Regions from separate parts of the Homo sapiens genome. Here region 2 is linked to region 1. Evidence: read pairs that join two places in POLR2A ChIA-PET (ENCODE). Cell type or tissue: PC-9. All regions are shown on one strand. Links, peaks and the distances in the headings refer to the core of each region. The heading gives the core; the rest is flanking DNA.

The links. Peaks named below come from ENCODE experiments on the same cell type or tissue, not always from the same donor. Only the 100,000 strongest peaks of a DNase experiment are listed, where the experiment ranks them.
Region 2: POLR2A ChIA-PET joins it to region 1 with 5 read pairs; 3 of 35 experiments call an interaction of 5 or more read pairs at or near these places.

Annotation. Positions count from the first base shown.
Region 1 is chr2:222,939,450-222,945,202 of GRCh38, forward strand. It overlaps ACSL3 (acyl-CoA synthetase long chain family member 3), which reads left to right. Exons shown (of 17, transcript NM_004457.5): 17 at 2,048-5,190. The coding sequence ends at 2,205. Among named protein-coding and RNA genes, the nearest start is that of ACSL3-AS1, 23 kb to the left of the region's middle. RefSeq lists a silencer at 4,573-4,722. In PC-9, for the core only: no CTCF peak of the experiment used is centred there; DNase peaks (open chromatin) are centred at 3,312 and 4,492; H3K4me3 peaks cover 1,212 bases; H3K27ac peaks cover 3,236 bases.
Region 2 is chr2:222,810,215-222,815,976 of GRCh38, forward strand. No RefSeq gene overlaps it. Among named protein-coding and RNA genes, the nearest start is that of ACSL3, 48 kb to the right of the region's middle. In PC-9, for the core only: no CTCF peak of the experiment used is centred there; a DNase peak (open chromatin) is centred at 3,447; H3K27ac peaks cover 393 bases.

The DNA.
Region 1 (5,753 bases), core at 1,754-5,753:
GGAGCTCTACCTAGTGTCTGTGATACTGCAGCCTCTGGTTCATGTTAATCTTTGTTCTTGACAGCTCCCAACCTGGTGCCCTGTTCCTGTTATTTAGATTCAGGAAAGACAGAAGCAAGTTTCTTGCACCCCAGAAGTCAGAATATTGGATGTGTGTTCCACTCCTCTTAGGGATTTCTTCCCTATTACTTTGTACTGTGCTGAGGGGAGGGTCTCTGGCAAGCGAATGCCTTGCATTTTTCTACCAGCCTTTGATGCGGTTGGTTTCCTTCTGTCCCGGAGTGTAGGAACTTCTTAAGTGGTTTCTGGGTTTCTTACACAGGCAATAAATAGGCCCATATAGCATTGTTAAATCCATGTTTCTGTAGGGGAAGGAGGGACTGCGTTTTCCTATATTGTCATCTTGCTGACATCACTCCTTAACACATTTCTTTCATGTATCATATGGCTAGCTGTTTACCCATTTCCCTTTGTTAGATTGCATGCTACTTGAAAGCAGAAACTTGTCATTTTTTTGCATTTTTAAAAGAATGTTTAGTAAAGCACTTTACATGTAGTAATAGTTTTTTAATATTTGTTGAACAAATGCTTAGAAAAATAAGTCAGTCCTACTGACGACATACGGTTTTTCAAAACTACATCTGCCCCTTAATCTCCTTTAAATGTTTTCCTTTCTTCCCTTCCTTTCTCCCTTCATTTGCTGCTATCATGAATCTCCTTAGTATTAGGCAATATGTTAGTAACACAATAGTGAGCAAGCATTCTGTATCCACATAGCTTGTAGGGAATATCCTGGTTCAATGACATAATTTGTCTTAAACTTTATTATTTTTTAATTTCTGAAGTAAATGTGCTCTGCATAATAAATTCAAGGAAAACAAATAGGCATAAAGGAAAAGGTGAATTTCCCCATTTCCTTTCTCCTGGATACCAGGCTCTAGAGGTGTGGAGTTTATAGCTTGGTATGTATCCTTCTCCTCACATCTAGGTGCATATAAGTTTATGCAGCCTGTGCTGGAACTTGTCTTTTTTTTTTTTTTTTTTAACCTAACAATAGGCATTTATGCAGCATATAATGAAGTTTCAGTCAGTGACAGACACAGACTGCATATATGACAGTGGTCACGTAAGATTATAATGTATTTTTACTGCCTTTTCTATGTTTAGATACACTTAAATACACAAATACTTAACTATTGTGTTACAATTACCTATGGTATTCAGTACAATAACGTGCTGTGCGGGTGTGTAGCCTAGGAGCCGTAGGCTAGATAATGCAGCCTAGATGTATATATAGTAGGCTATACCATCGACATTCGTGTAAGATATGCTATGATGTTCCCATGATGGCAAAACTGCCAAGTGTGTGATGCATTTCTCAGAACATATCCCTGTCATTAAGAGATGCGTGACTATATTGGATACCCTATTAGATACCTGTCTAAATGTAATTTTTTTTTTTTTTAAATGAGATGGGGTTTCGCTCTGTTGCCCAGGCTGGAGTGCAGTAGCACGATCATAGCTCACTGCATCTTCAGATCTCCTGGGCTCAAGTCATCCTCCCACCTCAGCCTCCTGAGTAACTGGTACTACAAGCGTATGCCACTATACCCAGCTTATATTTTTTATTTCTATTAAAAAATATTTTTAAGTTACTTATTTTAGAGACAAGGTCTCGCTATGTTACCGAGGCTGGCCTTGAATTCCTGGCCTCAAGCGATCCTCCTGCCTGAGCTTTCAGAGTTACTGGGATTACAGGCATGAGCCATCATGCCTGGCTCTAACTCGTTTTCAATGACAGAATATATATTCTATTTTGTTCCTATATCATATTTTATTTAACTCATTTTCCTCTTGATGGGGACTTGTTAAATAGTTTATTGTTTTACTTATGTTTGTATTTTGAGGAATAGATTCTTTAGAAGTGACATTCATGGTTCACTTGTTGGTTGTGCATTTTGATGGATACGCAAAAAGTGGGGAAGTTACACCATTTGCTAAGAACTTAAATACCTTTTCTTCTTTTCTTTTTTTTTAATCATCTTAGCAAGTCTGGAAAAGTTTGAAATTCCAGTAAAAATTCGTTTGAGTCCTGAACCGTGGACCCCTGAAACTGGTCTGGTGACAGATGCCTTCAAGCTGAAACGCAAAGAGCTTAAAACACATTACCAGGCGGACATTGAGCGAATGTATGGAAGAAAATAATTATTCTCTTCTGGCATCAGTTTGCTACAGTGAGCTCAGATCAAATAGGAAAATACTTGAAATGCATGTCTCAAGCTGCAAGGCAAACTCCATTCCTCATATTAAACTATTACTTCTCATGACGTCACCATTTTTAACTGACAGGATTAGTAAAACATTAAGACAGCAAACTTGTGTCTGTCTCTTCTTTCATTTTCCCCGCCACCAACTTACTTTACCACCTATGACTGTACTTGTCAGTATGAGAATTTTTCTGAATCATATTGGGGAAGCAGTGATTTTAAAACCTCAAGTTTTTAAACATGATTTATATGTTCTGTATAATGTTCAGTTTGTAACTTTTTAAAAGTTTGGATGTATAGAGGGATAAATAGGAAATATAAGAATTGGTTATTTGGGGGCTTTTTTACTTACTGTATTTAAAAATACAAGGGTATTGATATGAAATTATGTAAATTTCAAATGCTTATGAATCAAATCATTGTTGAACAAAAGATTTGTTGCTGTGTAATTATTGTCTTGTATGCATTTGAGAGAAATAAATATACCCATACTTATGTTTTAAGAAGTTGAGATCTTGTGAATATATGCCTGTCAGTGTCTTCTTTATATATTTATTTTTTATTAGAAAAAATGAAGTTTGGTTGGTGATGCATGAAACAAAATAGCAAGAGAGGGTTATAGTTTAATAGTAAGGGAGATAACACAGCATGTGTAGCACCAGTTGATAATTGGTCTCTAGTAGCTTACTGTCAAAATGTTCAATGAAGTCTTCTGTTCATCTGTTGAAACTAGGAAAATACCCAAACTTAAATGGAAGAATTCTGAAAGAGAGGATAGAATTTAAAGAACAAGAGTATATAAAGTTATTCTTTGAATATTTCGTTGACTATATGTACATTGAGTTATCTATATTTGTAAACAAATTAGTCATGGAAAATTATTCTATCTCAAAGTCTCCTTTTAGTCTAGATAATCATTATTTCATTTTAAAATTAGTGTTTTTCCTAGTTTGCACTGATGCGTGTATGGATGTGTGTGAGTCAGTGGTAGCTTATTTAAAAAGCACCTTATCCTTTCTCCCATAACCTTTGTACACTAAAAAATGAAAGAATTTAGAATGTATTTGATGATAGCATTCTCACTAAGACACATGAGAATTTAACTTTATAACCGCGTGAGTTAAGATTTAATTCATAGGTTTTGATGTCATTGTTGAAGTTATTTGTAATTCAGAAACCTTGCTTGTGTGATACATAGTCTCTTCATTTATTACTGCTTGTCTGTTGTTATATCTGGATTATCAAAAGCAATAGTGCACCAATTAAGATGTGCTCAAATCAGGACTTAAATCATAGGCACCACATTTTTCATGTCAGACTAGTTACTTTGTTGATTCTCAGTTACTGTAGGCATCAAAAGGCAAAAATCAAAAAAAAAAAAAACAAAAACAAAAAAAAAGATGAACCTAGGTCTGTGTAAAGTAAGGGGAGTGTTAGGAGCAGCCAGGACTGTGTAGTGTGTGTTTGGTTGCATCACAAACATCGTATGTGGAGACATTGCAATACAGTGTTTTTTGTTTTCAACTTTTCTTGTATTGTATATTTGTATTATGTTTTGAATGCTTTTCTCTTTTCATAATTAAATATTAATGTTTGGGATAACTGCCAAGAAGAAGTAAAAATATTGAATGGAACTTCTATATGAGGATGCTGTGATCTAAAAATTAAATCTCAGTGGGCGGAGAGAATTTGTTTCTGATGCCTTGTCTTTAGAATAATTGTTTGCTTTCAGATGATTAAAAAAAGGAGATTGTATCTAGGAAAAAAGTGTGAATGCTTCAAAGGAGAGATACTGATAATTGTGACTTGAAATAGTGTCAGATGAATTATGTAGCTGATCACTGATGGAACCATCTAATGAGGCAGGCTTAAACTCTATTTAGTTTCGTTTGTTTTCTCATATGAAGTTTATAATTCCTTTCAGTCCTAAAATGTCAGATGCCAGGTGTCAAATGCCACAGTAGAAAGTGAAATTAAGTAGAGTCCCCTTTTAAACAAATTTGTCTGTAAGCAAAACTATCTTTAGTGACTTAAAAAATAATATCCTCTAAAATTACCCTTTCAAGAGGAAAAAACTGTTCAATGAAAAAACCACTCAATTATGACTCATATAAGAAATACTGGTTTAACCAGGAGATATTTGGGGAGCAAAATTTTAAGGAATTTCAAATTGCTAAATCTAATACAAATATCTGACAATAAGATACAGATCTAAAAGAATGGTTCTTAAGAACTATTGTTTACTGGGAATAAACTAAGCTCTATGAAGAATTCGTAAGCATTACATGTTCCAGTAAGTTTAGCAACTTAGAGCCAAGACTGGTGGCCACCTCCATTTATTTCCCCACTGCTCCTCCACTGACATCCTTCTTAGCAGAAACTTCATGAAAAAGTTTTTGCTGACACAGAACAAACCTGAAAGTAGTATCTACTTTCTAAATACTACTTTGCTTTTCAGTAGTGGATTTGATATTTATAATGTTCTCTAAAGCTTGCAACTTTTTCAGCAACGTTTAAAAATAGATTAACCTGGAATAACTTACTTGTTTGCTGCTAAAATACTCAAGATTTTGCCATTTTTAAACAACCAGTCCCTGTGATACAACTTTGAAAAAACTTTTAAAAATCTCTGATGTGTGGGCTCTTTTTTTCCCATAAGAATTATGTACATCTGTGATGTTTTACAGGGGGATCCGCTTTTAAACAGTGTACATATTGGACCACACTGAAATGTCATATATCCTTTCTCTACTTAAAATTGGTTATTTACTGTGAGTTCATTTCCGATGTGTTCTTGGTTGTTGCTGTTTTCTGCCTGAAGACGTGTATCATAAAGAGCTACATGGTATGGACTATTTATTTGTAATTTGACATAAAGTTTGAAGAATAAAGATCTATAAAAGTTGAAGTTTCTGATATTAAAGCTCTTAATATATTGGCTTTTTTTTTTTTTTTTTTTGGTTTTGGTTTTTAAGAAAAGCTGTTCCTGTAAAAGTGAAACTTTCATTGACATTCCTGAAATACTTGAAGAAGGAGTTTGGGGAATTTTCCATCCTGACCTAACAACCTAACCAAAGGAAAACTTTTTATTCTAGAAATTCTGTTAATAATCTATTTCCTAGCCTTTTTATATTCTAACTTTCCCCTAACCCTTCCCGAATTCCTCCTTTCCATTCCTCCTTTTTGGTTCTGACTGCCCAGAAGATATACTGTCAGCATTTTAAATTCCAAAATATTCATACAGCATAAAATCTTGAATAGAGGTGGTAAATTGAAATTTGGCATCAAAATTAATGGGGTAGAATCTACAATGTGGCAGAAATATCTAAACTTTGTGCCAACATTTAATCCAATAATTGTGGGAGGAAGAGTTGTATCATGCTGTGTTTCAGAAACTAACCTCCCTCACCCACCCCATCTTTGACTGCCAGTCAATATTTGTGGGTATATGTAACTTTATCATAGCATACTTTTGTCTCTGTGTGT
Region 2 (5,762 bases), core at 992-4,991, 130 kb before region 1:
ACCAACGTTCTGTACCCAGTTAAAAATGAGACGGACTTGAATGGATAAAATGTGGTACATCTAGACAATGGCTTATTGTTTAGCACTAAAAAGAAATGAGCTATCAAGCCATGAAAAGACATGGAGAAAACCTCAATGGATATTATTAAGTGAAAGAAGACAACCAGGAAAGGCTACGTACTGACTTTCCGGAAAAGCCAAAATTATGGAGACAGTTAAAAGTATCGGTGGTTTCCAGGGGTTGGGGGAAGGCAAAGATGAATAGGCCTAGCACAGAGCGTTTTTAGGACATTGAAAATCCTTTGCATGATACTCTAATGATGGATACGTGTAATTATATACTTATCCAAACTCACAGACTATACAACACCAAGAGTGAACCCTAGTGTAAACTGTGGACTTTGGTGATAATGATGTGTCAATGTAGGTTCAGCAATTCTACTAATCGTTCCACTCTAGTGGGGACATCGACAATGGGAAGGCCGTGCATGTGTGGGTGAAGGGGGCATATGGAAAGTCTCTGTCCTTTCTCTTAACTTTGCTGAGAACCTAAAACTGCTCTTAAAAAAAGTCTTAAAGAAAGAATAAGACTATGAAAAAAATCAAGATTTTAAAAAATGAAGTGAGTTTCAGGATAGAATGCAAGGAAATGTTAGAAACGCACCTTATATATGCATATTAAAAGGAGTTAATTGGCTTTTAAAATATTAATCTTAATAAACTTATTGTCTTACTAAAAAGTTTATGAGACTATATAAGTACTAATCTAATAAACAATGCTCTATGACCTGAATATCCCAAATATTAGTTAGTAGGAGGATAGATGCCTGCAAGCATGAAAGAAAGATTTAGTTTTGGATTTTCTGTCAATTTCTCGAGTAACTTTGGGAATGTCACTGTACTTTAGTTGTAGCTTCTCAACCCATAAAAAAGGGTAATAAAATTACCCACTGAGGGAACCTCAAAGAAGTGTTCTTACGATTAATGAGTTGATGATGCTGACTTGGCTTACACACCTGAGATGAAAGGCTGTGTATAAAAATGTAATGCCATTGTTGTTATAATTCCTGTTATTGTTCATACACAAGCAAATATAGGTGCACACGTTAGTCACAGCTAAAGATTAGGCCACCCAAGAAAAAGAATGAGTGCCTTTATGAATTGTGATTTCATTTGCACTATTACGTTTTCAGCATTATTTTAGTTAGATATACACCCTAACTTGAGTTATTGTTATAACAAAATGATTTCAAAACCTGACTTCCTGGTAGGAGATGAGGAATATGTGGAATGTTCCAGTAGCCAGCACTGGGACCTTCATAGTGCCTCTTGGATCTCAGTTTCCAAGTCAGTAAAATCCAGTTGTAGGATTAGGTGATCTCTGACTTTTCTATTAGCGCTGAGAGTTTACAATTCTCTATCACTCCAGCAACCCTGAGGGCCAATCCTGCAGCTGATGAAAAATAGAAGCCCTAGGATGAGTACAGTGGCTCATGCCTGTAATCCCAGCACTTTGGGAGGCAGAAGTGGGCAGATTGCTTGAGCTCAGGAGTTTGAGACCAGCCTGGGTATCATGGTGAAACCCCATCTCTACAAAAAATATAAAGTTAGCCGGGCATGGTGGCATGCGCCTGTGGTCCCAGCTCCTTGGGAGGCTGAGGTGGAGGATTGCTTGAGCCCAAGAAGTTGAGGCTGCAGTGAGCCTTGATAGTGCCACTGCACTCCAGTCTGGGTGACAGAGTGAGAGCTTGTCTCAAAAAAAAAGAAAGAAAAGAGAGAGAGAAGGAAGGAAAGAATAAAGAAAGAAAGAGAGAGAGAAGGAAGGAAAGAATAAAGAAAGAGAGAGAGAAAGAAAGAAAGAAGGAAAGAAAGAAAGAAAGAGCAAGAAAGAAAAGAGAGAGAGAAAGAAAGAAAGGAAGGAAGGAAGAAAAAGAGAGAAAGGAAGGAAAAGAAAAGAGAAGTTGGGGAAGGTTGGTTTTAAAACTGAGCAGTACAGTGATGTTTTAATACAGCTGTGCTGTAATCTTCGTTCTGTTACTTTATATTACTTGTAGTCAGACTTCCTCATCTGCAAATGGAGCTCAGAGCTCAGTGACCCTTCAGAGGGTCATTGGGAGGATTACATGAAAGGCTTAGATAGTACCCGGCACATAGGAAATGCTCAACCAATGTCAGATTTTACCAGGCTCTGGAAGGACCTACGTAGCGTCAACTTCACTTGCTCTGGCACCTGTACAACATTCACCAAACACTCACAATGCTCCTAGCAGAGTGCCTCCCACCCAGTAAATGCTCAAGCTAAAGACAATTTTTTTCAAGAAAAGTTTGAATTGCTTATTAATTCAAATCATTGTGGGCTGCAAAGAGCCTGAAAAGTGTCCCCCCAAACTATGCAGAATGGCTTTTGCATGTGCTCATAGCTGAACCTGGTTCTGACCGTTCATTCATCCATTAATTCATTCACCCAAGCACTCATTTATTTATCACTTATTTATCTGGGTCCCTGTGATGCACTTTGTGTAGCGCTGAATGCCAAGAAACAATTTTGAACTGGACAAAATCCCTCAGGGATCTTGCATTCTAATGACATCTAAACTGCTTCTTCCATCTTCTCCGTCTCTGAATTCTCTTTGCTTGTTTCCTGTTGCAGCCAGGGACCTTTGAGGTGACAAAGCTCCCCAAATCGGTATTCATTTGGAAAGCGGAGAAGGCGCCTGTCCTTCTCTGTCGCACTGGCTTTGTATCTGTGACAGTATGCACTGTGCTTAATCATGACAGGTACCAACTATGTTTTTGGGTTTTCTTTGCCGGGCACTACACTAAATGCCTTGTTTTGTATTATCTCCTTTCATCCAACCCAGTGGGGTAAGTAGTAGGTATAATTATCAGCTCTTTTTGGCAGATGTGGAAACTGAGGCATAGGACGTTTAAAGCAACTTGCCCAAGTTACAGGGCCAGTAAATGTTTGAGCTGAGATGTGGAGGCTTCAAGTCAGAATTGCCTAGCTCTGTGTTTTCCCTATGTCTCACAAAGGTTTTAGTGAAATACTTGTTTTGGTTTCCACTTAGAGGCCCTCTTTGCCCCAGTCTTTCCTCCCCATCCCTTTAAGACTGACAGTCTCCATTGAGATGGTGCCAGACATAGATAAGAATGAAAGACTCGGTGCTATTCTAGGGACCGCTCCTCTCCTCCTCTCCAGGGCCTAAGACTTTTGTCCTGGGTCAAGCCTCTTGAGCATGGCTCTCTCTCCCTTGAGAAAAGGTTTTTCACCACGAAGTTCTCCAGCCCTTAATGCAAATTGACATGTGGCAGGCAGCTCCAGATCTGAGTATCTCTTCTGCCCTATATTGCAGAATTAGACAACATACCCACGTTGACCTTTTCTGCATGATCTGTTCTGGATATGACTAATATATGCAGTTGCTGAGACAAACAAATGATTCTGTTCACCCTCCCAAACCTAGGTGCCAAAGTAGCAGATTGCTAGTGGGCAGGGTGTGTCATCTCATTTACCCGCTCTTCCTAGAAGCACATACATATAGCGTTGCAGAGAGTTGCTTACAGAGTGGGAGAGGAAAATTGTTCTTATGTTAAGGAACAGGCTTAATAGTGCTTAGGCCAGCTCACTGCCTTGACATTGGGAGAGGGAGCCAGAGATCAGCTTCCTCATATCATCAATGAACACTGTTACAGTATATGATCTTTGCAAATTTATGTTTTGGTCAGCTAGGGCTGCTGGAACAAAATACCATAGACCGAGTGGCTTAAAGAACAGAAATCTATTTCTCACAGTTCTGAGGCTGGAAGTCTGAGATCAGGGTGCCAGTCTGAGATCAGGGTGCCAGCATGGTTGGGTTCTGGTGAGAGCTCTCCTTCTGGCTTGCAGATGGCTGCCTTCTCAATGTCTTTACATGGTAGTGACAGAACAAGTCCCCATCTCTTCCGCTTCTAATAAAGGCACTAATCCCATCAGAGGGGTCCCACTCCCATGACCTTATCTAAACCAAATCATCTCCCAAAGGCTCCACTTTCAAATTCCATCATATTGGGGGTTAGGGCTTCAACATATGAATATTGAGGGGACATAAATATTCAGTCCACACAATTTATAAAAGACCAGTCATAACTAAAGTCTTTTTCTGAGACTAAGTCTCGCTCTGTTGCCCAGGCTGGAGTGCAGTGGTCAGATCTCAGCTCACTGCCACCTCCACCTCCCAGGTTCAAGCAATTCTTGTGCTTCAGCCTCCCAGATAGCTGGGATTACAGGTGTGTACCACCACACCCAGCTAATTTTTTTGTATTTTTAGTAGAGATGGGGTTTCACCATTTTGGCCAGGCTGGTCTCCAACTCCTGACCTCAAGTGATCCACCCAATTCGGCCTCCCAAAGTTCTGGGATTACAGGCATGAGCCACCATGCCTGGCCACCAATTATAACTAAAGTTTAATAGGCATAAAAAGTGAAATCATAGTATCTATCCAACAAGAGGAAAGGGAGATGGGGAGATCATAGTAGAATGCACCAGAGGTGTCTGAATATGGGTTCCAGGTACCTAGGGACTAACTGAGAGAAACCAGGGAATGAGAACTCAATCCATTTATGAGGAAATGAATATTTTGGAGGGCATGGGCAAGTGCCTTTCTAATAAGATTTCTTAGTACCACACTTTTCAAACTGGGGGCCATATCCATCTGGGAGTAGGAGGAGCCTTTCCTCCACAATAAAACAATTAAACAATATATACACCAGAATCTATGGTAAAGTAAGCGTTGTTCTATGAAACCTTTGCTTATACACATATTTGTGTATGTGTGCACTGGGTTGCACACATCTTTTTTGTGTGGGTTTTGGTCAAAATGTTTGAAAGTCACTGCCAATCTCTTCAATAATAACTCAGAATTTTAAAAAGTTTCTATTATATAATTATTCTCTTCCAAAAATAAACATGGGCACCGTTTCACTGCTGTGGCCATTTTCTTCTTCCTCTTTTAAAATCTTTTCCAGTTCTAACAAATAAAATTTGATGATGTTCAATAGTAGGTTAAGGGACTTAAGTCTCCTTCCATGAGATAATGATGACTTTTGAAAGCTCATTGTTAAAAGAAATCTATAAAATTTAACTAAAGAAAATACGTAAGGTTGGGCATGGCTGCTCACACCTGTAACCCCAGCACTTTGGGAGGCCAAGGAGGGCAGATCACCTGAGGTCAGGAGTTCGAGACCAGCCTGGCCAACATGGTGAAACCCCTTCTCCACTAAAACTACAAAAATTATCTGGCTGTGGTAGAACATGCCTGTAATCCCAGCTACTTGGGATGCCAAGGCACGAGAATTGCTTGAACCTGGGAGGCAGAGGTTGCAGTGAGTTTAGGTCGTGCCATTGCACTCCAACCTGGGCAATACAGTGAGACTCTGCCTCCAAAAAAAAAAAAGAAAGGCTCTCCCTCTGCCTCTGCCTCTGCCTCTGCCTCTGCCTCTGCCTCTGCCTCTGCCTCTGCCTCTCCCCACGGTCTCCCTCTCATGCGGAGCCGAAGCTGGACTGTACTGCCGGATGGGCCGGTCTCCAGCCCCTAACCGCGAGTGATCCGCCAACCTCGGCCTCCCGAGGTGCCGGGATTGCAGACGGAGTCTCGTTCACTCAGTGCTCAATGGTGCCCAGGCTGGAGTGCAGTGGCGTGATCTCGGCTCACTACAACCTACACCTCCCAGCCGCCTGCCTTGGCCTCCAAAGTGCCAAGATTGCAGCCTCTGCCCGGCCGCCA